2 separate regions of the Homo sapiens genome follow, and region 1 is linked to region 2. The links are chromatin loops, found by intact Hi-C in ENCODE. Cell type or tissue: dorsolateral prefrontal cortex. All regions are shown on one strand.

Region 1 (5,000 bases), 63 kb after region 2:
ATGGGGATTAGTCCTGATGGCAATTGCTGATGAGTGTCTTCGTCAGGTCAGGCTGCTACAGTAGAATACCAAAGACTGGGGGGCTTAAACAACAAATATTCATTTCTCACAATTCTGGAGGCTGGGAAGTTCAAGATCAAGGCACTAGCAGATTAGACGTCTGGTGAGGGCCCACTTCCTGGTTTGCTAATGGCTGTCTTCAGAGAAAGGAAACAAGCTCTTTCTGTCTCTTCTTATAATAAGGGCACTAATCCCACTTGTGGGGGGAAGGGGCTGCATCCTCATGACTTTGTCACCTCCCAAAGGTAACACCTCCAAATACCACTGGGAATTCGGATTTGAGCACATGAATTTTGGAGGGATGCAAACATTCAGTCCATGGCAAATGAGAGATGGGTGTTACAGAGGAGATGAATAAAAAGTACTGCACATTCACTTTTGGCTTCAACACCGGACATGTACAGTTACCATTTACTGAGATGGTAGATAGGTTTGTGGGGCAATGTCAAACATGTTGGACATAGTAACATGGTAACATGATTACTCTTGTTAAACATACAAGTGGAGATGCTGAGTTACTCACTGGTAGATTAACCTGGAGGGCTGGAAGAGTCTGAAGGAAAAATAATGTGACAATTGTCCACACATCCTTAGGAATTAAAGCCATGGGACTGAATGTGGCTCCTAGTGCAGATCAGAGCAACCAAGACCATGGCTGGGCTTCCCAGCATGAACTGGCCAAAAAGAGCAGTGCAAGGGATGGCAAGAAAAGAACAGAGAACATTCAGAGGGTTGGGAGAAAAAAACCAGGGGCAAGCCGGGCTTGGTGGCGTACACCTGTGGTCCCAGCTACACAGAAGGCTAAGGTGGGAGGATTGCTTGAGTCCAGGAGTTCAATGCTGCAGTGAGCTATGATAATGCCACTGCACTCCAGCCTGGGTGAGACTCCTTCTCCGAAAAATAGAGAGAGAGAGAGAGAGAGAGAGAGAGAGAGAGAGAGCGCCCACATTCTCATGAGGACATCAGCAGTGATATTTGTTTGTTTCCATGTTCTAATGGCTTAGCTTGGATAATGTTGGTTATCACCAAGCATCTTTTAAATTCGTCACAGACACACACATGCTAACCTGTTAAAATTGTAGCTGCTTAGAGAAATTGAAAAAAAAAATCAAAACTCAAACTTTAGAATGAACCTGCTCTCTGCTCACATGATTCAATTTATTTGGCAAACAAGTTTATATGTTTTAGAGTTGCTGAACACAGAACCCCTAAACATGTCTCTAATTAACAAATGGAGTAAAATTAAATTTTATTTTATGTTGGTATTTTTGGTACAAACAAATTTCTTTATTATCTGGAAAATAGATTGGTTGGAATTCCATTTCACTTAGAACAGAGGAAAATGGCTTTTTCTTCCACAGATCTTTTTCTACTTTCAGATTCCCTCTACTCCTTGTCCCTGCTCACTTCCAGTAGAAGCATTTTTTTTCCAGTCATTCTTTTGTTCTGCATATACGTATAGAGCACCCATTATGTCCTGGCCCACAACAAAAACTAGACATGCATTGGAGAAAACTGGACATGGTCACTGCTACTCAGCGAAGCTGCCAGTCTGGAGAAGATGCAGAAGTAAACACAGGATCTGGGCCTATGTAGGTGTTTTCATCCATTCGTGTTGCTGTAAGAGAATACCTAAGGCTGGGTGATTTATTTTTTAAGAAGGTTTATTTGGCTCATGGTTATGCAGGCTGTACAGGAAGCATGGCACCAGCATCTGCCTCTGCTGAGGGCCTCAGGGAGCTTCCACTTATAGCAGAAGGTAAGAGGGGTCCATGTGTGCAGAGATCCCATGGTGAGAAAAGAAGCAAGAGAGAGGAGGAGGTTCCAGGCTCTTTAAACAACCAGCTCTCTCCAAAACAAGTATAGCCAGAACTCGCTCATCACTGACAGGAGGGCACTGAGACATTCATGAGGGATCCATCCCACAACCCAAACGCCTTCCAGCAGGCCCCAACATTGGGGATCAGATTTCAACATGAGATTTGGAGGGGACAAATATCCAAAAGATATCAGAAGCTCCAGGGATCCAAGATGGGCTGCTGAAGGAGACAGTCTTCCTGCATGAACAGGATTTCTGTACGCTAAGTCAGAAGCCAGCCAGGTTCCACTCTCCTGAAAATAGCGTGGGATTATTTAACTGGCACTGGAATTTTTTACTTCTAATAAATTTATCATTCACCAGAGACCTGTTTAGAATTTTCTTAATAGCTTAGCTAAATTTAAAGCTGCTTGCTAACAATTTTATGTGCATTTTACATTTTTATGAAGAATTTCATAAAAAGTAAATAATACTTAAAAGTCAAAGTAAAATAAATACCTTGAAGTCCTGTGCTAACTTTCTAATGGTAATACATAGGCTGGCATTGCCTACGAAGTCGGAGTGAACTTGGGAAAACTACGAAATGCTTCCAGCTCTGGAACAGTCACCCCACATCTCTGCTTGAGGCAGGGGAGGGCTGCCGTCTGCTCAGAGCCCACATTTGTGCAAACACGTCTCTCTGCATGCCAGCATCACCTTCAGAACAGGAGACTGCAGGGAGCCCGCCTCCTGCTCCTCCGGGTGTCCTTCTGCCTTGGAGATCTCTTTTACCGCCTGATGCACACTTCCAGAAGATGAATCACCAAGAGAATGCCAAGAGCTACGTTTTTCTTCAAAACAGCCACTGTTGAATCTCAAAAATCATCATGAGTACATTATGATTTTCTATAACAAGTGGACCGTGACACCCAGCCAGGGTGCTTGGCCCAGGGCACCATGGAGCTTTCTCAGCCTCACCTGGAGGAGCCAGGTGTCTGTTGTCTCCCTGGTGGCTCTGACTCTGCTCTGCTCCGGGAAGCACTTCCCAGCCCAGTGCTGGAATTTCAGACTAAGTGCTGGGAGCATGTTCAGAGTGCACACAGCATTCGGTGGAGAAAGCCTGGGGAGAGCTGAATACCTGGGGAAAGAGGCCAACAGGAAAAGCCACCTTGTTTTTGCTGTTAACTTTCTCCTCCTCCTCTCTACTTCTAATGCAAGGGCCTCCTCCAAGGTCAGAACCAGCAGCCTCCATTTCCTGTGGTTGATCTTGATGCTAACAGGAACTCCTCCAAACGGGAGATGAATCATGGTAATCACAATACTCCCCCAAGTCAGGTCCCTGGGGTGCGACTTTCTTCTCAACAGCATGAGAGGAAAACTGCATTTTCTGGTTAAAAAGTAGAGTTGGACAAAGGAGAGATGGGTGGATGGTGGAAGCGAAAAGTCTTATTGAAAACACTTGATTATATGATTACATTGGGCTAAAGCATGTAACTCTCATTTCCAGTAGATAATACACTGTTTGAAATGAGAAACCAAAACACAAGTCATCTTACTGCAGATTGATGTTGATCATCTGTCCCCCTACAGACAAACACTACCTCAGAATCATTCCCTACACCATTTCTCAGGTGTTTATGAACTGACATCAAAAATAGTGATTCCCACGGGGGTCCATGTATGTATTGTGGTCCATGATCCTCCCAGGGCTGGCTGGACAGTGGTAGTCTCTTGCCCTAGGCCTTTGCAGTCTCTGGACCCTCTGCTAGCTGTGCTGTTTCCACGTGGTCTTGCTCAAGACAGTGTACACAGCACACAACACAGTTCTAGCCATCATAGCTGCAGGCACGTTCTATTTTTTTCTCTCTGAGATTGCAACTGGAATTTGGGATCTCCCAACTCTATTTCCAGACAGATCACTGGGTTATTAGTCCAGGTGATAAATCTCGTCATTTAGGGGTAGACGGCACCAGTATAACCCGCAGGGCATAACATGTGTGATCTGGCACCAGAGACCTTATTGCGTTCCCATGCCTCTGCATCCCTCACTGCATGTGTTAGACCTCTGTCATGTATGAATTATGCCTGTCTGTGGCCTATGTGCACATCCCTGAATGGTGCACTTTGTGACTGAAGTGTCTCCCTCTGCCCGTCCCACTTCTCTCCAGATTCCCACCCATCCTGGGCATCTGCACACACAGTGCTTCGAGGTGCTGATCTTTACAGGCACCGGCCCTGCCACCCTTTCCCCCATCCCCAACACTCTCAAAAATTCCTCTGGGCTTTCCCTGACAGGGCAATGCACCGTCTTAACTCATAGAATAACCATGAAAGATCTTTCCGCGTTGTACATGGGAACAAACCAGCTGCGGAGGATATTCCTGAGCCATTGTGATCCTTCATGCTAAAAAGCTCTACCTGCCTAGACAACATTTTTGTGACCCCTGCGATTCATGTGTATATATTTGAGGTCTTCATCAGTGAACCTTTTTTCTCCACCAAGCTAGGCATATTGGTGAACCATTTGCGCCTTCTGGCTCCCAAATTCCTTTTCAGTAGTACTCATCATTAGCTTTCTCATGGGCATTGGAATGTACCTGATGCCATCCGGAATATCAAAGTCCATCTGTTGGTGGCACTTCTCTTGGCTAAACATTCATAGGCCTGTGTGAATCTTTGTTCCTATAACAGCTAATATTGAGGCAGGGCCTTTCCTGGGCCAGGCACGATCAACCATACTAAATATTCATTATCACCTAATCCTTGTATCACACCGATGAGGTCTGCATTTGTAATATTCCTTCTCTATTTTACAGTTACAGTAGCTGAGATGAGAGATTCATTATTTTGTCCAAGGCAAGGATGGAATTAGAGTTACTCCTTAAAGGCAATATCAATGGAACATAGTTAAGACTAGATCATAATTATTCGATTAATTATTCCATTACTGAAAGCTGTCCTACAATGGAAGTTAAGTGATGATGTAAATAGTATACCCATGGGGTAAACCATAGATTTTAGCACAGAGGGCATGAGATTAGAGATAATCCTGCCTTGGTGTAAAGGACCTCAACTTTAAAGTTGCTACTCATCACAGCGAGGGATCTCCACAGTCTGTTTCAGTTCAAAATATGCCATCCCA
Region 2 (5,000 bases):
AGCTTTCTTCTTCTCAGCTACATTGCTTGGCAATGACTTCAGCTGTGGCCTCCAGCAAGCTATTTTCTCAGCTGGTTCAGTTTTCTTCACCTACAAAATGCTCATGACTTCCCTTGCCTACTTTACAGTATTGTAAAAGAGACAGCACGCAAATGCCACTAAAATGCAGTGAGAAGGGTGACGTGTACTAGAGAGACCCTAGCCTGGGATTTAGGATGCTTGGGCTCCAACTCTTAATCAGGAAAAGGTGCCTAATCTTTCTGAGTGTATTTCTACCTAGGAAATAACGAACTTGAATTATATGCTTCTAAATTATAATTTTCAAAAACTTAAGATGATTCTTATGAATATAAAATAAATACTGTCAAGTGTTTTTATCAACTCATTAATAAATAAGGAACTCAGTAAAATGACAATACCAGTTAAAGGAGCATTTAAGGAACTAGGCATTTGTAGAAAATTGAATAAAGATATGTTAAGGGAAAAGATTGCTGTATTAGATACAAACCTAGTAAATCCCTACAGGGAAATAAACCACAATCTTCCAGGCTATCTTTTCTGCCAGACAGAAATTATTTGGATCTCTGCTAGGCAAAAATTTACAAGTTAGCAAGTAACTTCACTATATTTGGGATGTTGAATTAATAGTTTTAACAATGTCTATTAAAAGGGCTTTTCCAATTCTAAAAAGCCCTGAATCAATATTACTAGCACTTAATTATATTAATGGTAATTCAATTACTAAAAAAAAATTACTTTGAAAATCTGACCTTTAGCAACTTCTGGCGCTTACTTTGCTGTTTGTTTTTGTTAACCCTCATATTACAAGAAAGTAAGTTTTCTCTCCGGATGATTTATGATTAAAACATGGATAATTTTATCTATAAACATTCAAATTATCATGAAAACACCAATAAAGGAGAATCCTCATCAGTTCTCCTGATCAGGTCAGCTGATGTTTTTTGTTTTTTTTCTCTGAAACACTATTACGTGTTGGCCACAATCTCCATGTAATATTAATCTGCTACCATCTAATATCTGCTTTCTAATACCATCTAATATCTTCATGTTTCATTATTTTGTTATTTATTTTCTCATCTCAGAGGAGATTCCAAAGTTCTTTAGTTTTTTAAGAATTCTTATGATTTTATAAATGCAATTCTAATTATCTTTGTCAAAAGGAGTTCAATCTGATGTATCCTAGAATTTTCTTTCCTTTTCTTTTCTTCTTTTTTTTTTTTTTTTTTTTTTTCAGTGTGTCACCCAGACTGGTGTGCAGTGGCAAGAACATGGCTCATTGCAGCCTTGACCTCCTCAGGCTCAGGTGATCCCCCCACAACAGCCTCCTGAGTAGCTGAGACTACAGGTTTGCACCACCATGCCTGGCTAATTTTTGTATTTTTTGTAGCAACTGTTTCACAGTGTTGCCCAGGCTAGTCTCGAACTCCTGGACTCAAGCAATCCTCCTGCCTCAGCCTTCTAAAGTGCTGGGATTATAGGCATGCACCACGGCACCAGTGAATTTTCTATTGATATATTTCCAATTTGAAATTTAGGAATCTATCTAATATTTTATTTGCCTGTTTTCAAGTTTGTTCTTGTTACACATAAACTAACATTTTATCCATACACCCTGGTTGTATATTGTCTATGCATTTCTATTGTTTAAGTGTGGGTTTGTGCAGAGCAGAACCTGTAGCAAGCACCGAGTCTGACTAGTGTATCTGGGAGGTGACCAAGGAAGCAAAGGTAGACAATAAGGAAATGAAACAGCCACGCCAAGGTGTGTGTGGAGCAGGTTACCATGTTGTGGACCACACCTCAGAGTTATCCTGATGGAGGACGAGGATGCTGAGGGTTTGTCCTCCAACTCAGTTCATTATTGGCTGAGGTCCTGACACTTCCAGTGGGCGGAAACTGTAGGAGAGAAGGGAAAACTTCCCCATTGCTCTTGGAAGGCTTGATGAACATCAACTGACAAAAGGCAGATGAATAGGAAAAAATGGCATGCAAATTTATTAATGTGCCCTGGGGACAATCACAGACTGATGACCCCCAACACAATGGGGTACAGATGGTCATATACCCCTCTTCTTAGGGGAAAGGGACATGGAGAAAGGTGGATAATTTTGGGGGGGTGGGTAGTAAATGATTTTTAGGGGAATTCAATGGGCCTGAAGAACAAACAGTGGCTTGGGACAAAATCTGTTGGGCCTGCAGAGTAGACAATGATTTGTAACAAAAGTATGTAGGTGTGTTGACAGACTTCAGTCTCCCTTCATGAGATATTAGTTCAGTTCATGTAAATGCTGGGAAGGGACAAGAAATGATTGATTGTTTTTCTTCTCTGTGGGGCCTGGCCTTTAGGCAGACAAGGGAACTTCAGAGAACAACTTCATCCTGTGTTTGGGAGAAACAGAGGATTGAGAGACAGGAGAGCAGGGGAAGGTCAGAGAGAGCTTGAGGTATCTTCTTCAGTTCAATATGTCAAAGTGCCATACTTTGGGCTATTGGTTGATAAGTCCCAGCAAAGCATCAGACGGAGAGTTGCAGGGACAGCCGAGGGCATAAGGCCTGGGGCCATGTATTAGTCCATTTTTATGCTGCTGATAAAGACATGCTTGAGACTGGGAAGAAAAAGAGATTTAATTGGACTCACAGTTCCACATGGCTGGGGAGGCTTCACGATTGTGGTGGAAGGTGAAAGGCACATCTTGCATAGGAGCAGACAAGAGAAGACAGCTTGTGCAGGGAGACTCCCATTTTTAAAACCATCAGGTCATGTGAGACTTATTCATGAGAACAGCATGGGAAAGATCTGCCCCCATGATTCAATTACTTCCTGCTGGGTCCCTCCCACAACATGTGGGAATTCAGAATGAGATTTGGGTGGGGACACAGCCAAACCATATCATTCCACCCCTAGCCCCTCCGAAATCTCATATCTTCACATTTCAAAATCAATCATGCCTTCCCAACAGTCCCTGAAAGTCTCAACTCATTTCAGCATTAACTCAAAAGTCCACAGTTCAAAGTCTCATCCAAGACAAGGCAAGTTCCTTCTGCCTATGAGCCTGTAAAATGAAAAGCAAGTTAGTTACTTCCTAGATACAATAGGGGTACAGGCATTGGGTAAATACAGCCATTCCAAATGGTAGAAATTGGCCAAAACAAAGGGGCTACAGACCCTATTCAAGTGGGACAGCCCAAAACCCAGTGGGGCAGTCAAACCTTAAAGCTCCAAAATAATCTCCTTTGACTCCATGTCTCACATCCAGGTCACACTCATGCAAGAGGTAGACTCCCATGGCTTGGGTGGTTCTGCCCTTGTGGCTTTGCAGGATACAGCCTCCCTTCCAGTTGCCTTCACAGGCTGGCATTGAGTGTCTGTGGCTTTTCCTGGTGCACGATGCAAACCATCAGTGGATCTCCCATCCTGGGGTTTGGAGGACCATGGCCCTCTTCTCACAGCTCCACTAGGCAGTGCCCCAGTAGGGACCAACCCCACATTTTCCTTCTGCACTACACTAGTAGAAGTTCTCCATGAGGGCCCCACCCCTACAGCAAACTTCTGCGTGGGCATCCAGGTGTTTCCATAGCTCTTCTAAAATCTAGGCAGAGGTTCCTAAACCTCAGTTCTTTACTTCTGTGCCCTCACAGGCTCAACACCACGTGGAAGCTGCCAAGGATTGAGGCTTGCACCCTCTGAAGCCATGGCCCGAACTTTATGTTGGCCCCTTTCAGCCATGGCTGGAGCAGCTGGGATGCAGGGCACCAAGTCCCTAGGCTGAACACCACAGGGACCTTGAGCACAGCCCATGAAAACACTTTTTCCTCCTACACCTCCAAGCCTATCATGGGAGGGGCTGTTTCAAAGGTCTCTGACATGCCCTGGAGACATTTTCCCCATTGTCTTTGGGATTAACATTCGACTCCTCATTACTTATGCAAATTTCTGCCACTGGGTTGAATTTCTCCTCAGAAAATGGGATTTTCTTTTCTATTGCATTGTCAGGCTGCAAATTTTCCAAACTTTTATGCTCTGTTTCCCTTTTAAAACTGAATGCCTTTGACAACACCCAACTCACCTCTTGAATGCTTTGCTGCTTAGAAATTTCTCCACCAGATACCCTAAATAATCTCTCTCAAGTTCAAAGTTCCACAGATCTCTAGGGCAGGGGCAAAATGCTGCTAGTCTCTTTGCTAAAACATAACAGGAGTTATGTTTGCTCCAATTCCCAACAAGTTTCTCATCTCCATCTGAAACCACCTCAGCCTGGACCTTATTGTTCATATCACTATAAGCATTTTTGTCAAAGCTATTCAACAAGTTTCCAGGAAGTTCCAAACTTTTTCACATTTTCCTGTCTTCTTCTGAGCCCTCCAAACTGTTACAACCTCTGCCTGTCACCAATTTCCAAAGTCACTTCCACGTTTTCGGGTATCTTTTCAGCATTGCCTCACTCTGCTGGTACCAATTTACTGTTTAGTCAGTTTTCATGCTGCTGATAAAGACATACCCAAGACTGGAAAGAAAAAGAGGTTTAAGGACTCACAGTTCCACATGGCTGGGGAGGCCTCACAATCCTGGCAGACGGTAAAAGGCATGTCTCTTGTGGTGGCAGACAAGAGAAGAGTGCTTGTGCGGGGAGACTCCTGTTTTTAAAACCATCAGATCTTGTGAGACTTATTCACTATCACAAGAACAGCACAGGAAACACCTGCCCCCATGATTCAACTACCTCCCACTGGGTCCCTCCTACAACACATTGGAATTCAAGATGAGATTTGGGTACAGACACAGCCAAATCATACCAGGCCATGAATGCCAAAGGGAGCAGCACCATCTACATGGATGTATCTGTAAAGGTGCCTTTGGTGAATATAACACTTTGTAAAGCTTGTATATATGGAGTCTTTAGAATAATGCCTGTTCCTGGTTTTTCGTGTCTTATTCAGCCAAATTTTAGTTGACCTTTACCCAGTTCTGAACTCCTTTG

What was found. Hi-C counts contacts between places; a loop is a spot of excess contacts. Peaks named below come from ENCODE experiments on the same cell type or tissue, not always from the same donor. Only the 100,000 strongest peaks of a DNase experiment are listed, where the experiment ranks them.
Region 1: a loop joins it to region 2, with 4 times the contacts of the local background. A loop is called at or near these places in 2 of 110 quality-filtered maps.

The regions. Positions count from the first base shown.
Region 1 is chr15:27,436,034-27,441,033 of GRCh38, forward strand. The region is part of intron 5 of GABRG3 (gamma-aminobutyric acid type A receptor subunit gamma3); the gene reads left to right. Among named protein-coding and RNA genes, the nearest start is that of GABRG3-AS1, 280 kb to the left of the region's middle. In dorsolateral prefrontal cortex, no CTCF peak of the experiment used is centred here; a DNase peak (open chromatin) is centred at 2,558; H3K27ac peaks cover 1,091 bases.
Region 2 is chr15:27,372,910-27,377,909 of GRCh38, forward strand. The region is part of intron 5 of GABRG3 (gamma-aminobutyric acid type A receptor subunit gamma3); the gene reads left to right. Among named protein-coding and RNA genes, the nearest start is that of GABRG3-AS1, 210 kb to the left of the region's middle. In dorsolateral prefrontal cortex, no CTCF peak of the experiment used is centred here; no DNase peak of the experiment used is centred here.